Regions from separate parts of the Homo sapiens genome. Here region 1 is linked to region 2. A link is an interaction called in ENCODE POLR2A ChIA-PET data of the cell type or tissue named here. Cell type or tissue: GM12878. All regions are shown on one strand. Links, peaks and the distances in the headings refer to the core of each region. The heading gives the core; the rest is flanking DNA. Region 1 overlaps SNX25 (sorting nexin 25). Region 2 overlaps CFAP97 (cilia and flagella associated protein 97).

Evidence for each region. ChIA-PET counts read pairs that join two places held together with the same protein. Peaks named below come from ENCODE experiments on the same cell type or tissue, not always from the same donor. Only the 100,000 strongest peaks of a DNase experiment are listed, where the experiment ranks them.
Region 1: POLR2A ChIA-PET joins it to region 2 with 5 read pairs; 11 of 35 experiments call an interaction of 5 or more read pairs at or near these places.

What each region holds. Positions count from the first base shown.
Region 1 is chr4:185,256,102-185,261,486 of GRCh38, reverse strand. SNX25 (sorting nexin 25) reads right to left here. Exons shown (of 19, transcript NM_001378034.2): 3 at 2,423-2,639. Among named protein-coding and RNA genes, the nearest start is that of SNX25, 49 kb to the right of the region's middle. In GM12878, for the core only: no CTCF peak of the experiment used is centred there; no DNase peak of the experiment used is centred there; H3K27ac peaks cover 1,010 bases.
Region 2 is chr4:185,189,851-185,195,235 of GRCh38, reverse strand. CFAP97 (cilia and flagella associated protein 97) reads left to right here. Exons shown (of 5, transcript NM_020827.3): 2 at 4,024-5,093. The coding sequence starts at 4,040. Among named protein-coding and RNA genes, the nearest start is that of CFAP97, 11 kb to the left of the region's middle. In GM12878, for the core only: no CTCF peak of the experiment used is centred there; no DNase peak of the experiment used is centred there; H3K4me3 peaks cover 361 bases; H3K27ac peaks cover 2,095 bases.

The sequences.
Region 1 (5,385 bases), core at 293-5,292, 66 kb before region 2:
AATACTGTCCTCAAGCCGGGCACAGTGGCTCACTGTAATCCCAGCACCTTGGCAGGCTGAGGCAGGTGGATCACTTGAGGTCAGGAGTTCGAGACCAGCCTGGCCAACATGGTGAAACCCCATCTCTACTAAAAATACAAAATGTAGCTGGGTGTGGTGGCACATGCCTATAATCCCAGCTACTCAGGGGGCTAAGGCACAAGAATTCTTGAACCAGAGAAGCGGAGGTTGCAGTGAGCCAAGATCGCACCACTGCACTCCAGCCTGGGTAAAGAGTGAGGCTGTCTGAAAAAATAAAAATAAAAATAAAAAATTATATATACATACATACACACACACACACACACACACACACACACACACACACACACAGAGACAGACAGACAGACAGACAGAATACTGTCCTCTTACTGGACCATCATTTACATACTTTCAAATGAGCTTTCCCTGAATTCAAACAAGTCTTTCACAGTATTTGTCAGGTGGAACTATGGAACACTTGAAATAACGGATAGCACAGCAAATTAGCAGGTGCTTGCAGAGGTTGGTGAACACTTCGAAAGGAGAGGCTGAAGTTTTTGAGATTCTAGGAGGTAACTCAGGAGCCCTATTTCTCTCATTTTCCTTATTAATTCACACCCCTCCCTGCTTACTGGAAGTTACTTTCTCTATAGGCAGCAGTTTTCAAAGGGTGGTCCAGAGACTCCTGGGTGTCCCCAAGATCCTTGTAGGGCATCTGGGATGTTAAAACTATAGTAAAATAAAAAGGTCATTTGTCTCATTCTTCCAAGCATAGTAGTTTCCTCAAGCTACATGATGTGAAATGGCATCATCACTCCCGTGGCTAAGGAAAAGTGTCCTGTGTACTCTTGCACTTTTAAAAATTCTTAGTTTTTAAATATCAAATATGGTAAATACCAATAGATACGATGAGTAGTGAACTGGCAAATGTTGGCTCTCCTGAGGAAAAAAAAGCTCTGATTTCGATCATTTGCCCATTCCATGGTGTAAACACTCTCACCATGGCCCATTTCAAGCTCCAATCTGGTATAACTGAACTAATGGTTGGGAAGACCTGTGCACAGTTCACTCCTGCATGCCAGTACAAGCCAGCTCCAGCTCGCCACTAGATAGAACCCATAGAAATGAGCTCTTTGAAATTCTCAGAAACTTTTAAGAATGTAGAGAAATCCTGGGAACAAAAAGTCGGAGAACCACTGCTTTACCATAATGTTTTCAAACCATTGTTTTACTTTCTTTTAAGTAAGAAAATAAAACCAATGTTTTACTTTCTTTTAAGTAAGAAAATAAAATTGAGTTGGTCTTAAACATTATTTTTAAAAAAACGTTAAAAAAAGTGTCAAAGTTATCAGAGGTAACAAAAGTACTGTTTCATGAAACTGGGTCATAATATCAAGTGAATTTCTCACAGCGGGCCATAGTTTTTAAAAAAGTTCGCAAAACACTGGGGCAGCAAGCTGGAAAACCGTGGGCATGTCACGGCTCTGTGGATTTTGGCCTCGTAAACCTGAGGGAGGGAAGAAGAGTCCCAGGAAGGGGCAATACAGCTGGGAATGGAGACCTGCTGTGCAGCCGCATTCAGCAGCAAGGTCCCCTACACGAACAGCATCACAGGGCAGAAGGGGGACACCATCTAAATACTTTATCTCTTCCCTGAGAGTGAGAATAGGCCACATTAACTGTTCCCATTCCTGTTCCAACCGTGTCCATATCCACACAGGCAGAAGGCTACTCATTGCAGTTAGACAGCTTTTTATGTAAATTGTTATGTACATAACAATACGAAGGGCTAACAAGCCTAAATATTAGCTACTTTCATAATGAAATTTCTCTAGTCAAAGCCCACAAGCTCCAATATGTACAACTGTCACGTATGTAACAATACAAAGGCCTAACAAGCCTAAATACTAGCTACTTTCATAATGAAATTTCTCTAGTTAAAGCCCAGAAGCTCCAATATTGAGTACCTTTGAAAATCAGTTTTCAGGATATTGTGATGCAACAGAGCTCAACATAGGACTCACAAAAAGAAACATGAACCATATTTAAACGTGTCTAAATACTGTAAACTCATTCACACTGTTCATATTAGAAAACACTACATTTAAATTTTTTATTTCTAGTACTCATAATACTATAAGATCATCACAGTGCTGGTTCAGTAAAATTCATTTTACTGTTTATTTATAGAATTAATTGTATTTATAAAGTGGTTTTCCAGCATAAAGTAAAAAAAAAAAATACTCTACCAGAACATAATTATTCCCCCTTAATAAATCTACATTTTCAAGCAAGTGCCAGCAATAGGCAGAATATTCTAGAGTTTTATCTTGACTTTGACCTTTTACTCAATTAAAAAAAATTAATGCAAAAAAGGGGGTAAGTTGCTTAGAACAGTTACCTGGCATTGGCAGCTTTCAGGTCACAGAAATGAGTGAGTAAAGTCCTCACAACATCATTGCAGACAACTTTAACCACATCCACGTGACTCAGTCTGTGGTGCAGCTGTCTGGCAATTTCCCAAAAGTCTTCCAAGAGCAGATGGTAAAGTTGTCCCTCATCTCTGCTGAGGTTTCCATACCAGGACAGAATGTAATCTCTATAACTGTAGTCGAACACTACCAGGAATAAACAAAGCAATGAGTAAAACAAATGAAAGAAGCAAACACCAAGACTGCATTTCTACTGGAAACTGGCCACCTACTATTTAATATTCACTGTTTAAAATTAAAGAGAGGAGAAAACAGAACTCATGAGAATTCCTAAGTCTTTTAAAACGAAAGATTCTCATCTAACTAGAACGTTTAGGTATGGTGACCATGTCCTAAATTTTCCTACAGAGCCCTATTTTAAAATATTCTATCTTGGTGCCAAACTACCTAAATTTATTAAAAAATCAGAGCATCTTATGTAGTGGCAATACACTTATGAAGTGTACCTGATATCAGTCTATTGCCTCTTTGCTCCGAGTTCAGCTTTTTTGCCCTGCTTTATGATACTGGAGCTGGGCCCTGCAAACACCGTCAGTTTCTTTGCCCGCTGGCATAACATTAAGTCTGTCAGTAGCACATGCTGGAGGGCAACTGGAGGAGGAAGGGGCTGCTCTCCCCAGTTCCCGTGTGTTCTTCTCTGACTGTTCCTGCCACATTTAGCAGCAGGCATGGCACCCGATGGTGTTCACCCCAACAGCAAGTTCCAATGCCATCCACAGGGCAGCTTCCCACAGAATTCTGCTGGCATCCTATGGGTGGCTCTCCCTCACCGGTGGTATCTGCTCAAGCTTCTTCACCATCAACTGGGCCAAGGTTGTGCCTTCTCCAAGGCCTGGATCTCAACCCAAGGGTAAAGAAGGAAACTTCTGCCAAATTTTTTCTGTCCTAAGGTCCTCTGCCTCAGTCCTAGTGGGAATGGCTGCTCCCTATATCTGCCCTTCCTTATTCTTTAGTGTTCTCTTTACTCCTTAGTACTTAATCCCATATTGTACATTAATAATTATTTATATTTAACTTTCTCTGTTCAATTACAGTGTGGTTTCTGTCTCCTAACAAGACCTCAACTAACCTAGGAAGAATCCCATAAATCAGTCTTAGATATCACACTAGGCTCAGCCCCTGTGGCCAGTCGCCTTCTTTGGAAGATTTCTAGTGCCTATGTTCTTAATTCTGCACCTTGGAATTAGGAAAGCCTAGCCATAGACCAGTGCTATCTAATTTGAATATGAGAGCCACATATGTAAGTTTTAAGTTTTCTAGAAGACACATTAAAAAAGTAAAAAGATACCACAACAAAAAGCTCATAAAAAATAAGATAAACAATAAAAATAAAAAAGTAAAAAGAAACAGGTAAAATTCACTTTAATAATATATCCATTTAACAAAATTATGTAAAACATTATTTCAAAATGTAATCAATATTTAAAACTCACGTTTTTGAAATAAAATACTTTGCTTTTTTTCGTACTAAGCTCTGTAATCTGGTTTATATTTTATTCTTTCAGTAATCTCAATTTGGACTAGCCACATTTGGGGTGCTCTATAGCCGCTGTCTAGTGGTTACCGTGTTGGACAGCACAGTTTCTAAAGCCTATTTAGAAAGAAGGTGAAGCCAGTGTGATGTTTGCAAGAAGCTAGGTCTTTTGAAAAATAAAATATTAGTGGGCTTGGTGGTGACTCCCCACAGGGCCCCAAGGGAGAAAAACATTTAGCTACACACTCCTGCTCCAACTCGAGGGTACCAAGGTTATTTTTTATCACTTCTTGTTTCTCAGAGGTTTTTTTTTTTTTTTTTTTCACTTTTCAAACACTGTTTGATTTGGCTTAATTGCAGATGTCATTTCAGATAAATAATTTATCCTCCTGCTTTTCTTTGCTTGTCTGCACACTACTTTATCCCTGGGAATCCTACGTGAACCAGATCTACTTCACAATTCCCTACGAACAACTAACCTATACGTGTCAAATAATTTTTTAGCCTAGAATTTGGGGTTCATTTTATACATCTTGGCCACTACACACCAAATTAGAAGCTTCAGGATAATAAATTGGCTGGGCACAGTGGCTCATTCCTGTAATCCCAGAACTTTGGGAGGCCGAGGTGGGAGGAACACTTGAGCCCAGGAGCTTGAGACCAGCCTGGGCAGCATGGCAAAACCCCATCTCTACAAAAAATACAAAAATTAGCCGGGTGTGGTGGTGGACGCCTATATTCCCAGCTACTTGGGGCTGAGGTGGGAGGATCATTTGAGCCTGGGAGGTGGAGGTTGCAGTGAGTCAAGACAGCGCCACTGCATTCCAGCCTGGGTGAGCAAGCAAAACCCTGACTCAAAAAAAAAAAAAAAAAAAGAAATTTAGGTGAGCTCTCTGGGGGGAGGGATTGGAGGGTGGGGAGAGGGAGAGTCATTTTTCTTAGAAAACTGAATGGCAATGGAATCACATATTTGCAAGTGCCCACAGGTCAAAGGAAGCACAATTTTGGTATTAATATTCTATGATGGCTTTTTTCATGGTTGAAATATCAACCATGGAAGTATATTCAATGTTTTTTCACATTTCCAGTATTTTTGCAATTCAGCTTTATAGCAATTTATAAAACAGCATTTTAAATTTCATAACTCAAAAACATGCAACAGCATTAGGATTTTTGTTCACAAACAATGACACAAAGGTTTAGATAAATTTTCAGAGTGATTCCAGCAGCCTCAGTTGTAGGGATAAGATAACTGTGCCTTCCAGCTGAGAACAATTAATTGCCAAAGACAGAAAAAAGATCTATCTCAATCTTTTACTACTCAGCAAATAAAATGTATAGAGGGCTTCTAGTCTGTAAGGTGGAATCAATATCCGTATCACTAAGCACTGGACACAA
Region 2 (5,385 bases), core at 219-5,218:
ATTACAGTCATGAGCCATGGTGCCAGCCTCGTTGCTTTTTAAATTCTGCTTTTTTATTCAGTGTTATTTTTGTAGATCTCAGTGTATCCTTTTTGGCAGATATGTGCTTACACGACATTTTATTTATTCATTTTCCTCTTAATAGACAGTAAAGTTGTTCCTCATGCATTGCTACTGCAAACAGTAGTAGATGCTGTGCTGTCGTGAACATCCTGTGTACATGCCCAGGATCGCACAACTGGGAAGTAGCAGAATCATATTTTGAGTCTGGGTGTGTCTGACTCCATTGATTCGTTTCAACCACTGAGCAGACTCCCACTCATCACTTATGTGCCTAATTTATTACACAAACACTATTATGGTAACAGTAATGGAACTATAATGGGGTTGTATGTCATTTTTCTTTTAAAGGTCAATTCTTAACTTATGGCCTCCTCTCCCCTAGTTTTGCTTTAACTGTAAATTGTATTATTAATTCAGTATAGAAAAGTTTTGTATTCTGTATTTTTCATGTTCATACATCATCTAAATCAAGGGTCTACAAGCTGGGCACAGTGGTATGCACCTGTAGTCCCAGCTGCTCTGGAGGCTGAGGTGGGAGGATCACTTGAGCCCAGGAGTTGGAGGCTGCAGTGAGCTAGAATCCTGTCACTGTACTCCAGCCTGGGCGATGGAGTGAGGACCTGTTTCTTTAAAAAATTTAAATAAATCTATCAACCAAGGATCTACAAACTTTTCTTTTTTTTGAGATGGAGTCTCACTCTTGTCGCCCAGGCTGGAGTGCAATGGTGCAATCTCAGCTCACTGCAACTTCTGCCTCCTGCATTCAAGTGATCCTCCTGCCTCAGCCTCCCTAGTGGCTGGGATTACAGGCACGCACTGCCACACCCGGCTAATTTTTGTATTTTTAGTAGAGAAGGAGTTTCGCCATGTGGACCGGGCTGGTCTCGAACTCCTGACCTCAGGTGATCCACCCGCCTCGGCTTCCCAAAGTGTTGGGATTACAGGCGTGAGCCACTGCGCCTGGCCTACAAACTTTTCAGTAAGGGATCAGATGCTAAGTATTTTAGTCTCTGTGGGCCATAGGGTCTCAATCACAGCTACTTAGCTCTGCAGTCGTAGTGTGAAAGCTGGGGGAGACAATACATATACCCATCAGTGGGGCTGTGTTCCAATAAAACTTTATTTACAAAAACAGATGGCAGACAAGATTTCGTTTACGGACAGGTAGTTTGCTGACTCGTGATCTAAGTGATGATGTTAACAGAATCGTAATATTTATCTACAGAAGCTTTTCCATGTTCCAAGTAATGTTAGAATTCCCTTATTTATTTATTTATTTATTTATCAGATGGAGTCTCTCTCTGTCGCCCAGGCTGGAGTGCAGTGGTGCGATCTCAGCTCACTGCAGCCTCTGTCTCCTGGGTTTCAGCAATTCTCCTGCCTAAAGGCTGCAGAGTGTTGTGGCTGGTTTAGGATACAGATTACATAATCTTTTACTCCCTGATTTGATGTAAAATAGAATTAATTATAATATGAATATAGTGAGCACATAATTGCATTTTTTGCTATTTTTGTTTTGTTTTTAAGACACAGTCTCATATTGTCGTCTGGGCTGGAGTGGTACAATGGCGTGATCGCGGCGCACTGCAGCCTCCACCTCCTGGGTTCACGCCATTCTCCTGCCTCAGCCTCCTGAGTAGCTGGGATTACAGGCGCACACTACCACACCTGGCTAATTTTTTGTATTTCTAGTAGAGATGGGGTTTCACTATATTGGCCAGAGTAGTCTCGAACTCCTGACCTTGTGATCCACCCGCCTTTGCCTCCCGAAGTGCTGGGATTACAGCATGAGCCACCGTGCCTGGCCTTTTGCTGTTTTATTATTGGAAATTATTTTATTGTCACTTTTGACTATCAATGTGTACTCATGGCTTCTCATAGAAATTATTTTTTCATTTTTATGTATGTTTGTCTTTTTTCTTTTTCAATGCTGAATTGTCCAACTTGGACAGTGGAAGCCCCTTTAAACTGATCCTCTGTTTCATTCCTGCCACCCCAGGCATATTTGTGAATATTGTGCTTTCTGGCAACAATAAGCTGATCCAGGCTCTTTGCCTCCAGAAATGCAGTCCCCTGCCTGCGAAGGAGTCCTGGGGTTTTTTAGTGGAGAATAGTATTAGAAGGTCAATTCTGGGTGGGGCGCGGTGGCTCACGCCTGTAATTTGAGCACTTTGGGAGGCCGAGGTGGGCGGATCACAAGGTCAGGAGATCCAGGCCATCCTGGATAACACGGTGAAACCCCGTCTCTACTAAAACTACAAAAAATTAGCCGGGCGTGGTGGCGGGCGCCTGTAGTCCCAGCTACTCGGGAGGCTGAGGCAGGAGAATGGCGTGAACCCGGGAGGCGGAGCTTGCACTGAGCCGAGATTGCACCACTGCACTCCAGCCTGGGTGACAGAGCGAGACTCCGTCTCAAAAAAAAAAAAAAAAAAAAAAAAAGAAGGTCAATTCTGATCTTAAGAAGGTCAAAGGTCAAGTCTGATCTTAAGCTTATCAGTAATAGATAATGTAACACAGCTGCTTTGACCACTGTAATAAACAGATAAAAAAAACCATTTTTTAAAGACTATGACTTTATAGTGATGTTTCTAATTTAACTGTATGGAGTATTAAAATATTTTAAATCAATTTTTTATCATAGTAATACATAAATTTACAGGTCAACTAGTAATTTAAGGTCTATAACAAAAACGTGGTCTCTAGGGAAAAAAACAAAAATCAGTGGCCCCTGCCCCCTGATAAAGGCAACTACTTTGAACATTTTAATCCATTTTTTGTAATACTTAACTCCATGTGTCTGAATAATATACCTTGGTTTTTCCATTTTAGAGCCATTGGCTGTATGCTGTGAATTTCTCATATATCAGACCCCCTTTAACACAGTGAGACATATATACTCTTCCCCTTTCATTTTCTATATGTGGTTTTGGCACAGTTTGTGATTACATATTCAGAAGTTCGACATACCTGTGCAGCCTGTATGTGTGACTTAGAAGTTTTGTTCCTCTTAAAGAAGGGATGGGGAACCTTAACAGGAATCATCTCCTTGTCTCTGCTTCTTCCTTCCTAACTGCAGTAAAGGGGCAGAAAGGGGACAAAGACAGCAAGTCCTGAAATGTCAGTCAATCCTCACTGCATGACTTCCACTAGAATTGTGTGTTTGGATGGTTTAGCTGGTCCTATGAGATGTTTCTTGTTTTCCTTTCTTTTATTTTTTGACTATTATTCTCAAGGGAAGTGACTATGAGTTTTTTTTTAACTCTATCCTTTCTTACTCTAAACTCTAATTGTACTTAATTTGTATATCTTTGGGGTTTTTGTTTTTGTTTTTGTTTGTTGTTGTTGAGATGGAGTCTTGCTCTGTCGCCAGGCTGGAGTGCGGTGGTGTGATCTCGGCTCACTGTAACCTCCACCTCCTGGGTTCAAGCAATTCTCCTGCTTCAGCTTCCCAAGTAGCTGGGACTACAGGCACGTGCCATCACGCCCAGCTAATTTTTGTATTTTTAGTAGAGACGGGGTTTCACCATGTTGGCCAGGATGGTCTCGATCTCTTGACCTCGTGGTCCACTCGCCTCGGCCTCCCAAAGTGCTGGGATTACAGGCATGAGCCACCGCGCCCGGCCTTTTTCTTTGTTTTGTTGTACTTAATTTATAGAAGGCAGATTATCCTTAAGGTTCACTTAGGTATCCATGTTTGTGACATCCCTACCTTGATGATCTGTTATTTTCTTGTGAACTTAACTATGGGACTTTTTTATTTTTCAGATAATTGGTAGAACTTGTTACTCATAGAACCCCATCATCACTTCACTGAGTTACCTTTTTTGTTGTTGTTTTTATAATGTTTCTTTTTATATATTAAACACACTTGTCAGTTTGGGAAAATTATTTAATTATTGTATACAAATGGAAAGTATTTGGAAATCACTCTTTAGTCTGATGTTTACATTTTTTTTTCAGATATATTTTTGCCATCATGGATCAGTTTGGAGATATATTAGAAGGTGAAGTGGACCATTCTTTCTTTGACAGTGACTTTGAAGAAGGAAAGAAATGTGAAACTAACTCAGTTTTTGACAAGCAAAATGATGACCCAAAGGAAAGAATAGATAAAGATACAAAAAATGTAAATTCGAACACTGGAATGCAAACAACAGAAAATTATCTTACTGAGAAGGGAAATGAAAGAAACGTGAAATTTCCCCCAGAACACCCCGTAGAGAATGATGTTACACAAACTGTAAGTTCTTTCTCATTGCCAGCCTCTTCAAGATCAAAAAAATTGTGTGATGTTACAACAGGACTTAAAATACACGTGTCCATTCCAAATAGAATTCCCAAAATTGTAAAAGAAGGTGAAGATGATTACTACACAGATGGAGAGGAAAGCAGTGATGATGGGAAGAAATACCATGTGAAGTCCAAGTCCGCTAAACCATCTACTAACGTTAAAAAAAGCATAAGGAAAAAGTATTGCAAAGTTAGCTCCTCTTCCTCCTCCTCTTTATCTTCCTCATCTTCAGGTTCAGGTACAGATTGTTTAGATGCAGGGTCTGATAGCCATCTATCTGATTCGTCTCCGTCATCTAAGTCATCTAAGAAACATGTATCTGGTATAACCCTCCTGTCACCAAAACACAAGTATAAATCAGGAATAAAATCGACAGAAACACAGCCTTCAAGTACTACACCAAAATGTGGCCACTACCCTGAGGAGTCTGAAGATACTGTGACTGACGTAAGTCCCTTATCAACTCCAGACATTAGCCCTCTTCAGTCTTTTGAACTGGGCATAGCAAATGATCAAAAAGTGAAAATTAAAAAGCAAGAAAATGTGAGCCAAGAAATATATGAAGATGTTGAGGATTTGAAAAATAATTCAAAATATTTGAAAGCAGCCAAAAAAGGGAAAGAAAAACATGAGCCTGATGTCTCCTCAAAGTCGTCTTCAGTGTTAGACTCCAGTTTAGACCACAGACATAAACAGAAAGTCTTACATGACACAATGGATCTGAATCATCTCTTGAAAGGTAATTTTCTTTTCTTCTTAAAAATGTGTGTTTAAATATTATATATTGGGCATAAATATTAAATGCTATGAATTTGCATTGATCTAGTAGATATTTTTTATTGTTGGGAATGATTGATATTATTAGTAACTTTACCAAATACTCTATTTTACCATAAAAATATCTAGAATATCGTTTGTATTATTTTGTATAGTAATTTGTGTTTGTATAATACAAATTTTATTTTAGTGCCTTAAAAACTCAGAATGTCTAGAGGAAACAGATGGATAAGATAAATGAGAGAAGGGTAGCC